Linked DNA regions of Homo sapiens: region 1 is linked to region 2. The links are chromatin contacts, found by Hi-C in ENCODE. All regions are on one chromosome and are shown on one strand. Each heading gives the region's core, a stretch centred on a gene start or an enhancer-like site at or near the end of the contact. The rest is flanking DNA. Distances are from core to core; before and after follow the strand shown. Region 1 holds the start of FBXL19 (F-box and leucine rich repeat protein 19). Region 2 holds the start of TAOK2 (TAO kinase 2).

Region 1 (4,101 bases), core at 719-3,218, 950 kb after region 2:
GAGAAGCCGTTCCATTTGCATAGGCAGTTGAAGTGTCTAGGCAGAGGCCTCCAAGGCTGACTGGATATCAGGCAGGGGATGAGGCTGGACAGCCTGCAATGCCTCCAACTCCAGGTTGCGGAAATCGTGTTTGTAGTACCTCAGTCGAATGGAGATTGAGCGCCCCCTGGGAGCAGTGCTCGGTAACAGACGCTGGAGGACCCCGATGAGGAGGGGCGGGGGTCGGTTCAATCTGGGAGGAGCCTGCGGGTCAGTTTTCTTCTCACAGGAGCGAACTCTGTCCGGCATCATGGATTCCTGGGCTCCCAGAACGGCTGGGCTGGAAGGGACCTTAGAAAGGGATCTACCACCGCGTGCCCCGTGCCAGAGTTGGGCACTTTGGTGACAAGAACATTGGCTTGTTTAACACTCACAACTGTGCTTCGAGGTGGGGATCATTATCCCCATTGTCCCCATTTTGCAGATGAGAAAAAGCAAGGTTTGGTGGCTTCCCGGGGCGGGGCGGGGATTCGCTGTGACTCCAGGTCCTTTTCCCCGGAGCCCGCACGTCTTGTAAGACACTGATTCCCGGAGGTCTGAGGAGCAGGAATCGAGTGGGAGGTGCCCAGGCTTTCTAGGGAACAAGAGTGTGAATGCACTCTCGACGAGAACCACGCCCCCCTGTTCGACAAGACTGATTCCTGCTGCCTTCCTTTAAGGGCCCTCCCCTGAAACGCGAAGTCCTCGCCCCATGGAGAGGCGGACATTCTTTATTCCCGGATCGCCCGACGTTTTTCTCCCCCACCCGCACTGATCCCCACTGGTGACATAAATCCTTCCCCTCCACTCGCGAGTGAAAGCTTGGGACTACATTTCCCGCCAGGCTGTTCAGAAGCCGGTGGCGGAGAGAGGAGAAAAGAGTCTTTCCGTTTCCGTCGCCTCGCAATTTGGCGTGTCCGCCGGGATTCACATTTCAACAGCGACGTCCTTTCTCTGTTGGACTCGGCAAGGAACTACATTTCCCAGCAGGCACCGGCGCAGAGGTCGAGGGGCGAGGTCGCCATCTTTTTCGTAGTCCTCTCCCTCATTTCCGCAGGGAAGAGGCCAGACGCCTGGACTACACATCCCATGTCGCAGTCGCCCCGGCCCTGCAGCCGCCATCTTTGCCGGTGGCCCCGCCCCATCCCCTTCCATTGTCTCGACTTGAGATGATAGACGGGAGCCGGGAGACTGCAACTCCCGTCAGGCCGTGCGCCACTGGTGGGGGGGATTTCGAGACCACAGGCGGGCGAGGTGCCCAAGGTGGTGGAAAGCGGAGACCGGGAGAGGCTAGGTAGCCTGCCATCTTTACGGTAGTCTCCTCGTCCTCCTGGTTCCGCCATTCTTAAGGAACACTGGAAGGCTATAAAACTACTAATCCCATCGCACCTCGTAAGATCGACTACTAGTCAGGTGTATGTCCCTCTTCCGCCATCTTGCTTGTAGTCCTCTTTCCTTTTCACCTTTCCATTGTTCCTGACGAGTAGAAATGGCAGCGGGAAGGCAGCAGATGGACTGCGACTCCCGTCAGGTACCACACACGCGGAGGGTTGTGGACAGGAGGGCGTGTGAGTGCCTGGGAAGGAGGTCGGGTCGGGGGAGAAGGCCATCTTGTTTGTAGTCATCGTTCCCTCTCCTTCTCGATGTTCTGCAACTGGGAGCCTCGGGGCAACGGGACTCTAACTCCCGGCATCCTCGGCTCCCGGCTGGGCACGCCCTCCGCCGTCCTGTTTGTAGTTCCCGCTGTCCCCAGCGTCCTATTGTTCCCCCGTAGCATCAGTGGCCGCAGGACTACAACTCCCGTCGAGCCCTGCGTGCGTTCGTCCTGGAAAGTGGAGGTGGTGGAGGAAGGAGGGGGAAGGGGGCGGGGTTCCTCTGGGAGAAGGAGGGAGTAAAGAGGGGGAGGAGGAGGAGGAGGAGGGAAGGAGGAGGGAGGGGAGGGGAGGGGGGAAGAGAGGAGGAAGGAGGAAGGAGCTGAGGAGGGATGAGAGAGGCGGCCAGGGCCCCGGGCCGTAGCAGCGCGGGGCTGGGGGACCAGGGGGGCTGAGACACCCCAACTGCCCCCTTCCCCTTTCCCTCTCCCCCTCTATCCTTTCCTTCCACCCTCCCGCTTGAGGAGGGGGATTTATTCAAATTTTATTTAAATCCCTATCTCCCGAGGGTCGCGCGCTTGGGGGAGGGGGAGAGGTCGGGGGTGCGCGCGGGCTGGGGGGGGCGGGGCCGGAGCAGCTTCCTTCACCTCCCCCTCCGCTCGCCTCGCAGCCGTAGGGCAGGGGGTCGCAGTCCAGGGGCGGGCCCAGGGGAGGGGGGCAGGTTACAGCGACCCCCCCCTCCCCGGGAACCGGCGGTGGGCGGGCTTGAACCCCGGAAACGGTGGGGGGGGCCCAGGCCTGGCACTGGACCCCTGGGCAGTGGGGTCCGGGAAGGGGCCAGTTAAAGGGCCAGGGGCGCTGGGGAGAGGCGGGGCGGGGTGGGGGGAGGGGAGCTGGGACTCGGACCCGGGACTGAGTGGGCCCCGGGCAGAAGCTGAGCACCCTGCGCCCAAGGAGCCCCCGTTGGCCTGGGGGGGCTGAGGGACTGAGCCTCCCAGAGCAGGACCTCCCCCTGGAAGGGCCGCGCCGCAGCCCGTGGGAGGGCCTCGCCCCCGGCGCCCCCCATCTCCACTCGCCGCCGTCCCGGCCTCCGCCGGAGGGAGGGGCCGAGCGCCCTCGGGGGGCCGTGGACCCCGGCGTTCTGAGCGTTCCGCGCCCCGCGCCGCCCGGCCCCCCCGCCGCCGATGGCCGCCGACCCGCCGGGAGCTGCCGAGAAGGGAGAGATGGCTCCCGGGACACGTGTGAGGTGGGTTCATGCGGCTCCTCCTCACCCCCAGACCTGGGCAGCGCCCACTCCCATTCATCCTCAGCCCGGCCTCTCTCTACCTTCCCCGCCCCCAGCCTCACCCTCTCTCTACTCCAAACTCATCTCCAGCCCTCCTTCCTATGACCTCTCCACCCTGGGGAACTGGCCCTCCTTCCTAGACCCTGCTTCCCCTTGAAAGCCCCCACCCCCGCCTGCAGTCGCCGCCCTCCAGGCCCCTCCCCTGGAGCGCTGGAGGGCCCCTTAGCCCCATGGATGGGTATGAAAGTCCCCGGAAAGGGGGAATCTGGGGTAAGACTGACTGGGAAGAGACCCTCCAGGCTTCTAATTCCACATGGGATCTTGGAGGATCTGGTTTCCATGGGAGGGGGAGCCCAAGGGATTCTAGATGATTAGGGATGAAAGCAGCCCGGGAAGCTGGGGGTCCTAGGACTGAGCCCATCCTCAGTTCTGGGAAGATGTCAGGCTGGATTCTAGAATCCCAAGGAATTTGGGAGATTGCCCAGGTGGACCTGAGGGATCCAAGAGGAGGGTGTCCTGGAGGAGGGAACCCTGTGGGGAACAAGAGGGGCTGAGATCTTGGGCTGAGAAGGGTCTCTGAAGAAGCATCTCCAGGGCTGTCAGAGCTCTGGGGAGTTAGTGGGCAGAGGAGATCGTTAGGGACTTGGGGGCAAGGATCTCGCTGGATCTGGTGAGGATAACTGGGTTGAGGGGAAGAGAGATTGGATGGCTGCTGTGGATGAAAAGGTTGGTGGGGCGGGGGGGAGGAAAAGTCCGGAGCTTCCGTCTAGGAATCTCTGGGTATCTGGGAGGTGAATCTGGGCAGTTTACCCCAGATTGAGGTTGGGGAGAGCCTGGGATATTCTACACTCGGATAACAGGGGAAGAGTTGGGATCTCTCCAAGCTAACACCACGGACAAGGAGTGCCTGGCCTTTCCAAGGAGCTCCGGTGTGGGGATGGCAGAGGAGAGGGCCTCGGTGTCCCCTCCTGCTCCCTGGGCTAGGGAAGGGACCCTGAGGAGGCGGTAGAGGAGCGAGGCCAGGAAGCAGTTCTTGGGCTCCTCTTGAGCTGCTGCAGGGAGACAGGCCTTGAGTAGAGGATTGGCCCCCAGATACACAGAAGGGGGTGACCTCCTTGTCCCCCTGAGGAAGAGGGCAGGCTCTAGCTGCCTGTAGGTGGAGGGACCTGTCAGGGGTCTCCCAGGCCAGGGCCCCAGTGGGCCCAT
Region 2 (4,331 bases), core at 145-2,644:
AGGAAAAAATATTTCTGCAAAAAATCTTCACTTGTCAGAGGGGGGTGCATGAAATTTGAGAGCCATGTGTTATGCATCCAGCTCTTGAACTGGTCTCAGCTTCAGCTGGCTGCAGTGCCCTAGGAAGTTACTATGGGAAAAGTGGAAATAGTTGAGGCCCAGGGAACTGATCAGGCCAGAGGAAGTGGAAGCTCAAGATCAACTGTGCTTATTTTGCTGATGGCTGGGCCTAAATGCCCCAACCACCTACTTGGGACAGGAAATGACAGGACCCTCTCAACCTTGGACTGGGAAAGGAGGGCTTCCTGGCCCCTGACAGACCCTGGGGTCCTGAGGCTACCTTAGTTGGGATTAAATGCCCGTATTGGTCTCTAGCTGTCACTCCCTCTGCTCCTTCCTCAATTTCTGCACACATCTCAGAGCTTCCTCTAGCAGCTCTTCGACCTGTTTTGTTGTTTTATTTTCTTTCTCCCCAGGTGTGAATCAACTTCTTGGGCCTTGGCTCTGAGTTGGAAAAGGTTTTAGAAAAAGTGAAGAGCTGGAATGTGGGGGAAAATAAAAAGCTTTTTTGCCCAGTGGCGTGTATGGTGTTTATTGGGGGTTGGATTGAGGTGGGGATTTTAGGGTAGGCAGGCTTAGAAGTTTTGGGGGACTCTTTCCTGTTGACTCTCTAGTTTGGACACAGGTTGGCATAGGGCATAGGTTACTTGAGCTCTCCCCATGGTTGACTTGGCTTTGGTAAACACCTGTCTTGTTTTCTTCTACGAAATAAAATGGATAATTACAGTTAGTTGGGCGGGTGGGGTGTCAGGTCATGGAAATGCTGTGACATAAATGCACTGTGACCTTGGCAAGTCTTGCAACCTGCAGCGCCTCAATTTCCGTAAGAGATTTGACCGATTGAGTTTTCCCAGCGTCGACGCGCAAAGATTCCTCGCACTTGGAGGCCCTTTTCCAGGTTAGATGGTTGCTAACCTCGGAGCAGTCTATTTTCCCGCCTTTTCCGCGCCCAGCAGCAGCTTCCTTTGCCCCTCCCAACTTCCACCCTGCGCGCAGTCGCAGATCGCCGCTGCTGTCCGTCCACCCGCGCCCCCTCAAAGCTTCCCCTAGCAACAAGCTCGGGCTCAGAGCGAAGGCGGGGCGAGCGCATGCGCTGCAGCTCTGTCCACCGCCAGTCGTGGGACAGAGTGCCGGGCTCCTCCCCTTGCAAGTCTAGCTCTTCTCCCCGCCTCCTCCGGCCTGGGGTCCGCGTGGCGGGGCGGGCGCGCACTCGGGCTTGGCGGCTGCCGGTCTCCCAGGCCGCGGCAGTGAGGAGAGAGGGCGGGGCTGAGTCCTCTGCGCCCCCGCCCCCTTTAGCCCGGCGTCCCTACCGCGCCTGCGCGCTCCCGCCCGGTCTCCATCTTGGAATTGGGAGGAAGAGGGAGAGGGAGACCGGGACGAGACCGGGGCTGTGGTGCGGAGAGAGGCTGAGACGGAGAAGAGGAGAGGCAGAGAGGGCGCGGGGACCGTCAGCAGCACCTTAGCTACAATCGTTCAGCTATTCTCGGAAGAGAGAAGGGAGAGGGAGGAGGCCGGGGCGGGAGTGGGGGCTGTCACCCTCGGACCCCGGCGTGAGAGGGGCCGTGCGGCCGGACGTCCTCGGGGTGGGCCCCCAGTCGGTGGCCGAAGACCTACAGCTCAGGCCCCTGGGTCCCAAATTTCCAGGCTTTGCCCCTCCTCCTTTCTCAGATACCCGGGTAACAGTCCTCATAGTCCAGATATCCGGGACTCGGGTCCCAACCTCTCTAAACCTGGGTCTCTGTTTCATAGAATTTCAAATATCAGGTTCAGGCCCCTGCGTGCACCAGTATCCGGGGTTCATTCCCCGGGCGTTCAAATATCGGATTCAGTCTCCATCCCGTTCAGATATTCGGGGTTCAGACCCCACAATCAGAAATCCGGAATTCGGCAGCTGTCGCCCTCGACGAGGGGGAGGACTGGACCGCGAGGTCAGATTAGGTTGTCACCCCCTCCCCTCCAGGGGAGGCTTCCCGGGCCCGCCCCTCAGGAAGGGCGAAAGCCGAGGAAGAGGTGGCAAGGGGAAAGGTCTCCTTGCCCCTCTCCCTGCTTGGCAGAGCCGCTGGAGGACCCCAGGCGGAAGCGGAGGCGCTGGGGCACCATAGTGACCCCTACCAGGTGAGACACGGGGTGCAGGGGCGCGGGTCCCTGTGTCTAGTTCTGAGAAGAAAGGGTGCGCCTTTCTGAGAAGCTGGACTTGGGTAGGCCCTCTCAGGATGGGGAAGCCCAGCTGAGCGAGTGGTCAGCCTCTGGCTAGCCTTGCCTTCTGTTGCCACCCCCTTCCCCTTCCTCTTCCCTTCATTGTGTCTGGTTGGTGGGGGACCTCAGGTGACAGGGTCTCTGATGTCACCGGCGTTCACACCCTAGGGTGCTTCAGCTAATCAGATGGATTTGCACTTCAGTCTTCTCTCCTTCACTTTGCCCCTCACAGCCACCTCTCCTCCCTGATATGTCCCGTTCTCCTGGCTATTCTGTGGTTTTGATTCCCATGCCTCTGATTCCCATGGTGGGTCTGCTTATCTGCTTTTCAGGCCTGGTCTGGTTGGATTTCTTGTCCTTGCAAGGAAGTGTGTGTATATGTGTTTGTGTGTATGCGTGTGTGTGTGTGCTTGGAGGTGCCTGGCAATGTTTTCCCCCAGCTGCAGTTACCTTCCAACCTCTTGCTGTGATGGTGTCAATAATCTCATCCATTTGTCAAACGATCTGTCTTTTACAAAGTGCTTTGACAGCCATTCTCTCATGTGACATCCCCGCATTCACCCTGTGGGGGCCTCTTTTATTGGCATCTTCCCATTTTACAGTTGAGAACGTTGAGGCCGAGAGAGGTTGCCCAAGGTCACACAGTGGCAGAACCAGAATTTGAACTCAAGTCCTCAATCACATCTTTCCCTGATGCATGCCTGGTTCTTGCCATCTCTTTTCCTCTGAGTTTGGGCTCGGCCAGGGGTCCCTAGGAGTCCAGGCTGGGGTGAGGTTTAAGAATGGGGATGAGATGAGCTTCCTTTCCAGGAGGGCTCTACTCAGAAGCTTTTCCTGATGGGAGCCTCTGGCTTTTGCCTCTGCCTCATGGAGTTTTCTATCCACTGTGACCTTCATCTTTACCCCAATCCCAGGGTTTGGCCTGGATTCCTGAGAGGGCTCTCTCCTGACAAATGGTAGCACTAGTGGCATCTTTTAACTGTTCAAGCCAAGCTGTTGGGGTAGAATGATCCCCCAAAGGATTAAAGCTTTGTGGGGACCTTGGAGGCAGGGAAGGAAAAATCCATATGCTGAGTGTCTGCATGGTGTTCCTAAGTATGAGATCTCATTAAAATCTTAACAACAGCTCCATGCTGTAATCCATTTCACTGAAGAGAAGACCAAGAACTGGAAGGAACTTATTTAAAGCCCTGTTGCTGTACATTGCAGACGGGATGTACTGGTAGCATAGCTTAGGAACAGATAGATACGGGTTTCCTCATCTGTAGAATGGAGATAACATTGTTCGTTTTGGAAGGTGGTTATGATTTAGCACAGACCTTGGTTATTGTTCAAGTGTTTGTTGTTATTATGGGGAAGGGGACCTGCATGATGTTTTGCCAGTGGGTGGCACCCCTCCGTGTGGCCTAGGTTAGCATTCTGGGGCCTTGTGTTGGTAAAGAGGTCAGGAAGATTCCTTTGGCAAGTTGAGAGCACCTGCCTTTGTGTGTGGGTGTGTGGTGCTGGTGAGGGGTGCTTGGCACTGTTGCTGGCAGAAGGGAGAAAAGGGCCGGCTTTGAGCAACCTGCGAGCTGCTGAGGGCTGAGCAGAGAGCAATCACTCAGTCTCCCAGGCTATTCTGAGCCCTCTGCACCCTGGGGGCCCACTGGAGAGTCAGGCTCCCTCCTTGCCCTCCAGCTTCCAGTTGGGCTGAGACAAAATTAACAACACAACAGGAAACAATGCATGACAGAATAAATTACATGCTAAAATTGTTAGGTGCTTTTGAGTAGCTAGAACTCTGCCCCAGGAGTCCAGCTCTGCTGAAGGCTCCTTTGTGCCTAAATTCTGACAAGTGCTTAGGCTGGAGCCTGTCTTGGAATCTCCTTGAGGGTTTTGGTTCTGGTATCCTGCAGGAACTTTCTCCGGGTGTTTGGTTGGGTGCCCTAGGTGCTCTTCCCAATGGCTGGAGTGGTCAGGACAGGCTTCCTGCAAGAGGGGAGCTGAGCTTGGGGTGACAGCTGAGAGAGTAATGGATACAGGCCTAACCGGGGAGCCGAAGGTCCTGTTCTCTGACCTTGGAGAAGTCCTTTTTC

Evidence for each region. Hi-C counts contacts between places; a loop is a spot of excess contacts on that map. Pooled maps may share reads with other maps.
Region 1: a loop to region 2 is called in a pooled map, with 20 times the contacts of the local background. The contact joins the promoter of FBXL19 here to the promoter of TAOK2 in region 2. A Hi-C loop is called at or near these places in 6 of 50 pooled maps.

Annotation. Positions count from the first base shown.
Region 1 is chr16:30,921,604-30,925,704 of GRCh38, forward strand. FBXL19 (F-box and leucine rich repeat protein 19) reads left to right here and starts at 1,969. Exons shown (of 11, transcript NM_001382779.1): 1 at 1,969-2,856. FBXL19-AS1 (FBXL19 antisense RNA 1) reads right to left here and starts at 1,666. Exons shown (of 1, transcript NR_024348.1): 1 at 1-1,666. RefSeq lists enhancers at 39-1,007, 748-1,567, 1,008-1,975, 1,598-1,687, 1,728-1,887.
Region 2 is chr16:29,972,474-29,976,804 of GRCh38, forward strand. TAOK2 (TAO kinase 2) reads left to right here and starts at 1,395. Exons shown (of 16, transcript NM_016151.4): 1 at 1,395-2,175. It overlaps TMEM219 (transmembrane protein 219), which reads left to right. Exons shown (of 6, transcript NM_001083613.2): 6 at 477-575. LOC124903762 reads left to right here and starts at 1,149. Exons shown (of 2, transcript XM_047435036.1): 1 at 1,149-1,307; 2 at 1,524-2,162. The coding sequence starts at 1,149. The coding sequence ends at 2,162. RefSeq lists a silencer at 1,085-1,454 and enhancers at 1,878-2,649, 2,356-2,485, 3,287-3,788, 3,789-4,288.